Linked DNA regions of Homo sapiens: region 1 is linked to region 2. A link is a contact called in ENCODE Hi-C data. All regions are on one chromosome and are shown on one strand. The core of a region is the stretch at or near the end of the contact, and the rest is flanking DNA. Distances in the headings are between cores, read along the strand shown. Region 1 overlaps LOC105378011 (a long non-coding RNA gene). Region 2 overlaps SGK1 (serum/glucocorticoid regulated kinase 1).

The links. Hi-C counts contacts between places; a loop is a spot of excess contacts on that map. Pooled maps may share reads with other maps.
Region 1: a loop to region 2 is called in a map with no recorded cell type, with 13 times the contacts of the local background. The contact joins two enhancer-like sites. A Hi-C loop is called at or near these places in 5 of 37 single-sample maps with no recorded cell type and 3 of 50 pooled maps.

The regions. Positions count from the first base shown.
Region 1 is chr6:135,220,760-135,226,230 of GRCh38, reverse strand. All of the region lies in intron 1 of LOC105378011 (a long non-coding RNA gene), which reads left to right. Among named protein-coding and RNA genes, the nearest start is that of MIR548A2, 16 kb to the left of the region's middle. Within about 2 kb of position 2,035, at least 3 of the 41 ENCODE cell types and tissues checked have a DNase peak (open chromatin) inside an H3K27ac peak, as active enhancers do.
Region 2 is chr6:134,244,577-134,250,382 of GRCh38, reverse strand. All of the region lies in intron 2 of SGK1 (serum/glucocorticoid regulated kinase 1), which reads left to right. Among named protein-coding and RNA genes, the nearest start is that of SGK1, 71 kb to the left of the region's middle. Within about 2 kb of position 3,047, at least 9 of the 41 ENCODE cell types and tissues checked have a DNase peak (open chromatin) inside an H3K27ac peak, as active enhancers do.

The DNA of each region.
Region 1 (5,471 bases), core at 786-3,285, 980 kb before region 2:
ATATTTAATTGTTTTGAATTCTGTGTTGCTTGCAGAGGAGGTGCTCAGTAAATATTTGTTGAATAAATAAATGAGTTACAGGCTCTTGACAAATAATCTCTTACCTGTTGTTCTCTTTAACTTGTATATTTATGCCCCTTATTTGCTGACTCATTGTCATTTAGTGAAATTTCATGATGGAGTGGCATTCATTCGTATTTTCAATCACCGTATTTAACCAGAATACGTGCTCCTAATGTCTTTCATTTCGGAATATTTGAAATGGGGAAGGAAATAAATTTGGGATGTTCAAAGTAAGGCCAAACTGGCGAGTACCCTAACCAATCACCACTTTCCAGAAGGCTTCAGGTCATACACTGAACACTGCGCGCCTTGACTCGGAAACTGGGCAAGGAAGGGAAGGGAGTTGTCTGTCCATTGTTAGCTATTTAGGACCATTAAAGAATAGGTGGATGGATTTGTATTCTTTAGAAAAGTGACCGAATGGAAACAAATCCTGACTCTGCCTAACATCTGCCCCCAAACACAGGCGAAGGGTGATTTGTTAACTTATAAGTTCATTTCAGAGGATGTTTTCTAGCAGGAAAACCTCACAATTATATCCTTGGTACTCCAATGTCTCTGGCCTACTAAAGCTTTCTTTCAATTTTGTCTTTGATCTGAGGTTCTCCCTGGGCTTTGTAACTATATACAGGATTAAATACTTACCCCATTTAAATAGAAATCCCAAAGCACAGAGGAGTAAAGTGATTTGAAACAAGGGTTTTTGGCATGTTGATTAGAGACTGGTTTAGAACCAAGGATTTCTGAATGAAAATGTGTGTGTGTGTGTGTGTGTGTGTGTGTGTGTGTGTGTTTGGTCTTGTTTTGTTTATGCGCTTAACTTCGTGAGATATAAATTCCCTTATGACAGATCATATGCAATTGAACCATATTTCTAAAGAGGTTTAGATATATACAAAATTATGCTTCCCCATATATTATAAAAATCAAACAAAAGATGGATCAGCGGCCGAGGTTAGCCATTATTAGTACCAACATCTGGAACATAATAATTCCCTGGATTTAAGAAAATCTACTTATAGTTAGGGTCTTAATATTTTTCTAATACTCTATAGACAAATGGGCATTTTAATTAAAAATTATGGGCCCCAAAGGAATTGAAAGCTATTGGGGAGTGTTTAGACAGAAAACACAGGGTTGGGGGAGTAAGGCAGGGTGTTTTGGTGTGGTCCTCTCAGACCACCTGCATTAGAATCAGCTGCAAGCTTGTTAAACCTTCCCAGGTCTACACCTGACTCATAAATCAGAATCCGAGGGTGACGTCAAGAATCTCCATTTTAAACAAATTTCCAATGTGTTTCTGAGGATCATTGACTCTACAAATGCATTCTAGATTAAAGAGTAAAAGAAAATATAAAATTAAGCTAAGAACACCTTCAAGAACAAATATTGGCAGAATTTCTTAATGACCAAAATATCAAAATATAATCAGATTATTCCATACGAAAAATTCAGTAGAAGATTTGGCTTTTGAAAATGATGAGGAAACTTTTAGAGAAATTATTTGTTGATAATATTCTGCTCTTAAAAAAGAAAAGAGTTTTAAGTAATCAGTTCTTCCTGAACTAATTACTTTATGGACTATAAAACGTGAAAACAGCCCTTATGAACTTCGGATCAAAAGATATGTTTTCAATAAGATTTTTCTGGGATTAAAGCACATTCTTTTGAAATTAAGAAGCAGTAGGAAGTGCACTATGTACAATCCAATTAACTGAGTATAAGATTCAGGCCCTGCCAGCATTTGGCCCTGCTAACCTAAGGTTTAATTTTATACTGTCTATGAAAAAGGGATTTGAACAAAATTATTTATATGAATCAGCTATAAATAAGTAATTTTATATCACTGCAGAAACCATTCCATAACTCCCCATATCTCTACGGACAAAGTTCAAGCTCTATTTACACCGCTTTTCTCTCCGGCCTCGTATCTTTTTTTTTCCTCCAGGTTTCTCTTTCAGTTTCTCAAAACTCACCTCTCAGACATCACCTTTCTTCTTCTTTTCTCTCTCCCTCTTTCTTCTTCCCTAGCATATTGAGAGCACTTCATAAATATTGTGTCATTACTAACAAGATTATTACAGGTAATAGAAAAAGCAGACACATTTAAGATACATTTTGCAGATAGAATATTCAGGTCTTTCTGAGCATTTGAGTGTAAGGAGGGTAATAAGGTAAAGAGAGAAACCAAGGATGACAAATTTTTGGCTTGAGAAATGAAGAAATTAAGATACAAGGGCCAATTACTGCTAATGAGAAAAAAGCATTTAAATGATTATGAGTTCTGTTTTGTTCATACTTAATCTAAGATGCTTATATGGGGAAGATGTTAACATGGAATAGGCTGCAGGAGTCTAGAATTTCAGAGTGGGCTCAGGGGTGAAGAGATGGTATTTAAAGCCACAGCACTGATGAAATCCTTTAGGAAGAATGATGGAGAGAGAAGGAGGAAAGGGCCACTTGAGGCCCAAAGTGAGGAGGAGCAGCAAACAGAGGGAACCAGTGAGAAGCAGGAAAACCAAGAGAGTCATGCCTGAAGCCAAGAGAGAAAAATGGTTAGAGAAAGAGGGGGTGTCAACTCTGTTGACTGCTGCCAATAAGTAAAGTAAAATGAGGCCCAAGAAGTGACTACAGCATTTGGCGAAGTGGAGGTCACTGGTGACATTGAAGAGGCAGGCATGGAGGAGTGGGGGCAATGAAAGTTCATGTGGAGTGGGCAGAGGGGAGGCAACCTGGGGAAGTGGGGACCTGCCATACAGAATTCCCTTAAGCAGTTTTGCTGAGGAGCAGATAAATGGGGTGGTATGATGGGGTATATAAGGGGATATTGTCCACTTGAGTCCAAGAGTTTGAGACCAGCCTGGGCAACATGGTGAAACCTTGTCTCTACAGAAAGTACGAAAATTAGTGGGGCTTGGGGGCACGTGCCTGTAGTCCCAGCTACTTGGGAAGCTGAGGTAGGAGGATCACATGAGCCCAGGAGGCTGAGGCTGCAGTGAACCCTGATTGTGCCAATACTGATTAGCCTGGTATGACAGAGCATGACTCTGTCCCCACTCCCCCAAAAAAAAAGAAAAAAGAAAAGAAAAAAAATTAAACTATACTGATGAGGGAACATTGTCTTTCCTGCTGGAAGTTGTAGACCATGTTAATGTGAGGGAATAATTGGGAGAGAGGAAGACAATGATGATGTCGGGGAGAGAGAGAGTATTCACAAGATGAAACCCCTGAGGATACAGAGGAATGGCTTGCAGAGGCCAGATGGATGGGCCAGTCCATGACTGCAGCTGGGCATGCTCACCCATGCTAACAAGAGACAGAGTAGGCATGCAGGTGTGGCTCTTGACGGCTTCTCTTTTCTCATTCGTGTATGAGTCAAAGTTATCTGCGGGGACTGGGTAGAAACGGGATGGAGAGTTTGAGAGAAAGGGGTGTGAAACTGTTGTTTGGAGCATGGGGAAAAAATTTACTAACTAGATATACTCAGGTAGTAGAACTGCCTGAATGTCCAAATACAATATATCATCATGAATTTAAAGATAACTTGTTATATTTGGGTGTTTTTATTCAGCAAGTTTAAGATGTCACATCTTACTCTACTGTCCTTTCCAACTTTTGCCTGACTTTATCTGTCAGTCCTGCCTAGGTGTCAGTTCTGTAGGAAACCTGTCTTCTTCCTCCACGTCTTGATCTGGTGCTCTACGTGGTCTCCGTTATCCCTATTCTGATTATATTGTAGTAACCTTTACTCATCTGTATCTCCCATCTGAACATAAGCTCACAGAGGGCAGGGACTTTGATCTATGTTGTTCTGAGCTCTAACCCCAACTTCTGACACAGCACCTGGCACAAAATAGAGCCTCGACATGTACTAGTTGAATTAAAGAAATATAGTGTAAAGACAAATATCAAACCACCTCTTTCATTTCCATATTAGCATCAAGATTACTTTCTTTTCTTTCTTTTTTTTGAGATGGAGCATTCCTCTGTCGCCCATGCTGGAGTGCAGTGGTGCAATCTTAGCTCACTGCAACCTCCGCCTCACAGGTTCAAGTGATTCTTGTTCCTCATCCTCCCAAGTAGCTGGGATTACAGGCACGCACCATCACACCCCACTAATTTTTGTACTTTTAATGGAGATGGGGTTTTGCCATGTTGGCCAGCCAGGCTGGTCTCGAACTCCCGACCTCAGGTGATCCACCTGCCTCAGCCTCCCAAAGTGCTGAGATTACAGGCATGAGCCACCGCACCTGGCCAAGATTATTTTCACTGAATATTAATTTTAAAAAATTATTAACTGTTTATTACCAGAACACTAACAAGTTCCATAAGATTTATAGTTTAGCTTCCTTTTGCTATAGGGAGCAAAGTTACTAGGTATAATTGTATATAAGTAAACTTTACTTTTGAAATTTATTTATTTTCAGAGATGGGGTCTCTCTGTGTTGTCCAGGCTGGTCTCAAACTCCTGGGCTCAAGGGATCCTCCCACCTCAGCCTCCCAAGTCGCTAAACTTTACTTTTACAAAGAGATTTGTATTTTAGCTGACTTCCTTTCCTCAAGGATGAGGACTTGGTGACTAAGGAAGAATTGATTTTTATAATAGTAATGGTTCAAAGGAGAAAAATAAGCCCCAAAGTTGTAAGTATTTTAAGTGGAGTGTAATAGACCTGCACATCACATTTTTTTTGGATTAGAAAGCAGCAAGCTTAAGGAAAAATATGCCCTCTACTTCCCACATATATATTTGTACAAGGAGAAACATATTAACTAAAATATGTTAGAATGATTAGTAATATTTTGAGAAGATATAATTGAGTTTTAAAGTAAGTTTTTAACATAGAATAGTTTTAACACACAATTGGGGACATGGGTCTCGGAGGTATTCACTTTCCCATCGCTGGGTAACAGACATTTTTCTCTAATTGATCATAAGTCATCATGGTGACTTATCTAATCAACAGGCACGGCAACATTTTACAGAGATGCAAGAATGTATTTACTTGCAGAATCTTCACAATAACAACCTTGACTTGAAATGCATTTTTATCTCCAGTATAATTAAAATATAAGTAAAATAAAGCTTTGAGAGATTAAGTAAAACATACAAAGTCACACAGCTGGTAAAGGGTAGGGTCTGAATTCAAATCAAGATTGGTGGCCAGGTGCGGTGGCTCACACCTGTAATCCCAGCACTTTGGGAGGCTGAGGTGGGAGGACTGGTTGAACCCAGGAATTTGAGACCAGTCTGGGCAAGATGGCAAGACACCACCTATATTTAAAAAGAAAAAAAAAGATTGGTCTGGCTTCAAAACTGATTTTCTTTCAATAAAGCAAGACAGTGAGCCCCTTATGGGAAGCCCTGATGATATCTAATGTCCCTTTCAGTTCTAATATTGTATAATTTC
Region 2 (5,806 bases), core at 1,798-4,297:
CATCACAATCAACTGAAATGCACTGGTATTATATAAGTGACTCAGCTCTGTTCCGTAAGAAAACCACGCTTTTCTTATCGACCTTGAGTAGCAGACAGTGATATAAGAGCATATTAAAATCCTCTTTAAGGTCAAGCCAAATTCCACAGCTTGCTATCTATCATTTTAGTTTGCTTTTCCAATGTTCATTGGCCTTGAGAGTTGTAAATACACAAGTCTGTCCTCGATTCACTTTTCTCTTTTACTCTAGTGAGTATTTCCTGTTGTTTTCCTTTTGACTTGATTTTAAAATGACCATTTCAGGGGATTCATCTAGATTTCTATGTGAGAAAAAAAATTCAGGAACTTGGCATCTCTGGCTGGGTTTGATGAGTAGCAGATAGGTAGCTCTCTAGTTAAGTAACGTGGGGAGCAGAGGTTATAGGTCTTTGTAGATTAGAAAACGTTAAATGCATTAACTTGGTGGTAACAAAAAAGAAAGAAAGAAATTGATGACCATTACGGTTCTCTTCTTGGCTTAGAATTGCATGTATCAGCAGCCCTGAGTTATTTTTAAAACAAGCAAATCTGACACCAGCATGAAAGCAGACCTTTCAGGTAGTGACCACCTATGTAACAGGGTTACGGATACCAGAATGCTGAATCCTCTCCCAGCACACAGCAAAGCCTTGGTTTATTCTCTCAGCTGGTGTTTATTGAGAGTTTCTATCATAAGCTTGGCAGTAAGCACCCTAGGCTGTGTTTCCAGGACAGGGGGAAAATCCAAGCAACCACGCAGTTACAACACACTGTGACAAGTGCTAGAAGAGGGGGAGATAGAGACTACACATAAGAGGGTTCCCATAGCTGACGATGTAGGGGCCAGTGAAGGCTTCTCAGCAGAAGAGAAATCTAAGCTAAGAAGTGAAGGATGAGTAAGTTAGTAAGGTAAGGAAGGGCGGGGAAGAGAAGCCCAGACAGATGGGACAAATAACCAAAGGCCTGGAGGCCTGGAATGACATGGTAAATTTGGAGCAAGGAAAATATAGCTCAACTGGGGAACAGAATTCGGGTTATTAAGGGTTTTCACAAGGCATTTAAAACAATTTCTATATATCATCTTCAGGAGATGAGGATCTGTTTCATGTTTCAATCACAAAAGTGGTATCAGTAGGAATAAAGAATAGACGAGAGAGAGTTGAATTCCAGAGATTTTTTCTGCAGGAGGTTTATGGTTTTGGATTAAGGTTTCTGACTTTGACCTTGTTAAGGATAAATATGCTTGAGATTTCGTACAATACGCTTGATTCTTCTTCTGCAAAAAAGACGAGGATTCCAGGTTTGGGAAAGCATAATATTAACTCAGGAGCTCTCATTACTGACATGAGAAAAATGATTAAAAAGAGGAGCCTGAAACCACGAACAATCTTGGTTATTTACCAAGTTTGTTCTTGTGGAGGAAAAAAATAAAATTAAGATTTGAGAGAACTGAAAAGCTTCAGAGAATAGTAGTTGAAGGGAGAGGGGGATAAAAAGAAAGGGAGAGGAAGCACTTTGGATGTGAGGCAATGGATTATAAACTGTAGTTCATTTTGTAGTTCATTTAACTTCAGAACTCTTAATCTCTTGATGAGGGAGAGCCTACCTGGATCAGAGTTAGGGAGTTCTCTATGTTGAGATTGGTTGTATATGAGGAGACAAAACCTGTAAATAAGGCCGAGGCAGGTAGTTTGAGACCAGCCTGGCCAACATGGTGAAACCCTGTCTCTACTAAAAATATAAAAACTATCTGGGCGTCGTGGCACATGACTGTAATCCCAGCTACTGGGGAGGCTGAGGCAGGAGAACCACTTGAACCCAGGAGGCCCAGGTTGCAGTGAGCTGGGATTTCACTACTGTACTCCAGCCTGGGCGACAGAGGGACTCTCCATCTAAAAAAAAAAAAAAAAAAAAAAAAAGGCGGAGGAGAGCAGGTGTTTCTAAGATGCTTCTGCATGTGTGTCATCTGTCTCTGTATGGGAAGATGACATTATTGACCTTGTATCAATGTTAACTGTGGTTTGAGCTACATTTTGCTAGCATTAAAGACTGGATTTGTACTGATCTGTTTGTACTCCCTTGCCTAATTTGGCTGAAGACTACTAATAGAACAGATTTTCAGTAAACTTGGGAAGTTAATCTAGCTGACCTTCCTTGGGCTTTAACAAGGGCCCTTTGCCTTTTGGCACATTGCTTTAATCAACTACACTAATCAGACCCAAGGCTCATGATACACACGAGGGAAAAAAATAGCTTATGTGAACAAGTGTTTTTTTCTGAGTGATTTTTAGCCACTGAAGAATGCAAAAGTTCCAATTTTCTTCATAATTGAAATCATAACAGCTGTGAGAACTTGGCCGTTTATCAAAGATGCAAGCAGAAGTCATAGGCTTTATTTCATGGATTAAATCTAAAAGCTGTATATATTTTCATGATGTTGCATAATGGATTGGTAATGGTTATTATGAATGATAATACTTATTTAGACAAGTCAGAGAGACCAAGTACAAAAGATGTTTAAAGCAAAAATGGCATAGACTGTTTTGCAAATGCACAGGCTGAAATTATCTATAATTTTAGTGAATGGCATAAATTGTATGACATAGAGTTGGCTCTGGCTTCCATTTTCATGGCAAGGCCAGCTTGTAAATCAGTGACAATGACTCATGGGTCTCAGGCATGGTACATCAATCTAGCACCTGCTTTCCCAATCGGTCGAGTTACATTCATATCCAAACACGAATAACCGTATTATTAACCTCAGCCACCAAAATTAATCTTTCAGTATTGAGAGGATGTGCAAGTTCAAACTCATAGGGTTTATTTCCTCCTTGTGACATATACTGTGCACTTAATTTGTAAAAACAGTGCTATTCCTTCCTGTTCAGCATCTCAGAAGTGGTGAATGCCATTTTGAGTTCTGTGTTTGTGGCTTTGTGGAGGGCCATATATAGGTAAATTTTACGGGAGGCCCCCACAGGTGTGACTTTGAACTGAGGCCATGTGACAAGCAGCAGCCTGCTACTCTAACCTCATCCTGGGGAAATCCAGGCTTCACAGTTGCTACACAGGATGTTTCATCAAAAGAGGGATTTTCCCCCTCTGCTCTGGAAGACTTTGTTTCCTTCCCCTTCCTCAACTTTACCAAAGTATTCTGAAAATAGTTAACAATTTTTCCTGTCTTGGGTGACTTTATTGGGGGTGGAATGGTGGTGGGGAAGGATAAGGAATGGGTTAAGGGGAAGTTGAGCACTGGGGCATAGAAGGGACAGTAAGAACAAGACCCGTCAATACTTTGTCAGCCCATCATGTCTCTGGGCATATTACTTGCTATTACCTAATATTAAAAAAAAAAATAAATCACTGGCCCTACTATGCATCAAGCATGGTTTTGGTGTTAGATCTTAGTTCAAAGTCCAGCTTTGACATTTGCCAGCTGTGTCTTTAAGTTTCCCATTTATAAAATGAATCATAATACGAACTTGGCCAGGCACAGTGGCTCCCAGCACTTAGGGAGTTGGAGGCGAGTGGGTCACCTGAGGTCAGGAGTTTGAGACCAGCCTAGCCAACATGGCGAAACCCTGTCTCTACTAAAAATACAAAAATTAGCTGGGTGTGGTGGCAGGCACCTGTAATCCCAGCTACTCAGGAGGCTGAGGCAGGAGAATTGCTTGAACCCGGTAGGTGGAGTTTGCAGTGAGCCGAGATCACACCACTGCACTCCAGCCTGGGGTATAGAGCAAGACTCTGTGTCAAATAAATAAATAAATACAAATACAAATACAAACTTAACAGGGTTGCTGAGAGGTTCAAGTGAGAGAATGTATGAACATTTACTTCGTTTATCTCTGCTTCTGTCCTCCCCCATCTTCACCCTTTTTTCCCAAGCCTAAAAGGAATCAAACAAGGGCCAGGTGTGGTGGTTCACACCTGTAATCCCAGCACTTTGGGAGGTTGAGGTGGGCAGATCACCTGAGGTCAGGAGTTCGAGACCAGCCCTAACAACATGGTGAAACCCCTTCTCTACTAAAAAAAAAAAAATACAAAAATTAGCCAGGCGGGGTGGCACATGCCTGTAATCCCAGCTACTTGGGAGGCTGCGGCAGGAGAATCACTTGAACCTGGGAGGCAGAGGTTGCAGTGAGCCGAGATAGTGCTATTGTACTCCAGCCTGGGCAACAAGAGTGAAACTCCATCTCAAAAAAAAAAGAAAAAAAAGAAAAGAAACAAGCCTCAACCATGAAGATCATATGATGATTCTGAACTATGTATAAGGTGTCCAATCTACTACTACCCTTTACGTGGTCATTTGTGTTCATTGGACACCATCACCAAACTTATTAATCCAAGCCTGTTCATTAAATATTTTTGTTCAGCAAAAAGAAGTAAAAAAGGAAGTAGAGATTTCAAAGCAACTACATCATTAGATGAGCTTGTGCCAGTGTAACTCTTATAGAACAAGTGAGAACAAGTCAAGGTACTTATTTCTTTGCTTAGTTGTTAAGACTTGTTTTTGTATTTCTTTTACCTTCTTTTGATACAGATGAGGTCTCACTATGTTGCCTGGGCTGGTCTGGAACTCCTGGGCTCAAGCTATCCACTTGCCTCAACCTCCCAAAGTTCTGGGATTATAGGCATGAGCCACTAGTCCTGGCCATTTTTAAATATTTTTTGTAGAGACAAGGTCTACGCTATGTTGCCCAGGCTGGTCCCAAAATCCTGGGCTCAATAATCCACCCACTTTGGCCTCCCAAAGCACTGGGATAACAGGCATTAGCCACCATGCCCAGCCCATTTTCATATTTCTTTAGCTAAACTAGCAGGAAAAGTGAAGTAAAAATCTTCAAGTTTGCCCTTCTCTAGGACAGAATTTTTAGATTTTTAGCCCTGATTCTGAAGGTTTTATTTCCCCTGAATATCTATTGTTGACAAAACCTTAAAGATGCTATTTGTCTAATCTAGACTGTAACCTGAAATATTCTCACAGAAAAATAATTCTGGCATTTTCTCCCATTGAACTGCAGCCCTCTCTAAGGCATCTCAAGCAACTGTCTTTATCTTTAATTCTAAGACATAGTCACTGCCTGGAAAGCTAAACTATTACAGCCTACAGTGTAAATAAACCACAGGGCTTGGCATGGTGCCTCACACCTTTAGTCCACGATATTCTGAGGCAAGAGGATCCCTTGAGTACAGGAGTTCCAGACCAGCATGGGCAACATAGCAAGACCTCATCTCTAAACAAAAAACAAACTACAGGTCCTAGAGGTTTTTAAAACTATTGTTTAAGGCAGGGCATGGTGGCTCACGCCTGTAATCCCAGCACTTTGGGAGGCCAAGGCGGGTGGATCACCTGAGGTCAGGAGTTCAAGACCAGCCTGGCCAACATGGCGAAACCCCGTCTCTACTAAAAATACAAAAATTAGCTGGGCATGGTGGTGGGTGCCTGTAATCCTAGCCACTCAGGGGGCTGAGGCAGGAGAATCACTTGAACCTGGGAGGCAGAGGTTGCAGTGAGCCAAGATTGCGCCATTGCACTCCAGCCTGGGCAACAAGAGTGAAACTCCATCTCAAAAAATAAATAAGATTCCCGGGCAAGATGGCCGAATAGGAACAGCTCTGGTCTGCAGCTCCCAGCAAGACCAATGCAGAAGGCGAGTGATTTCTGCATTTCCAACTGAGGTACCTGGTTCATCTCACTGGTACTGGTTAGACAGTGGATGCAGCCCATGGAGGGCGAGCAGAAGCAGGTGGGGGGCGTTGCCTTACCCGGGAAGTGCAAGGGGGT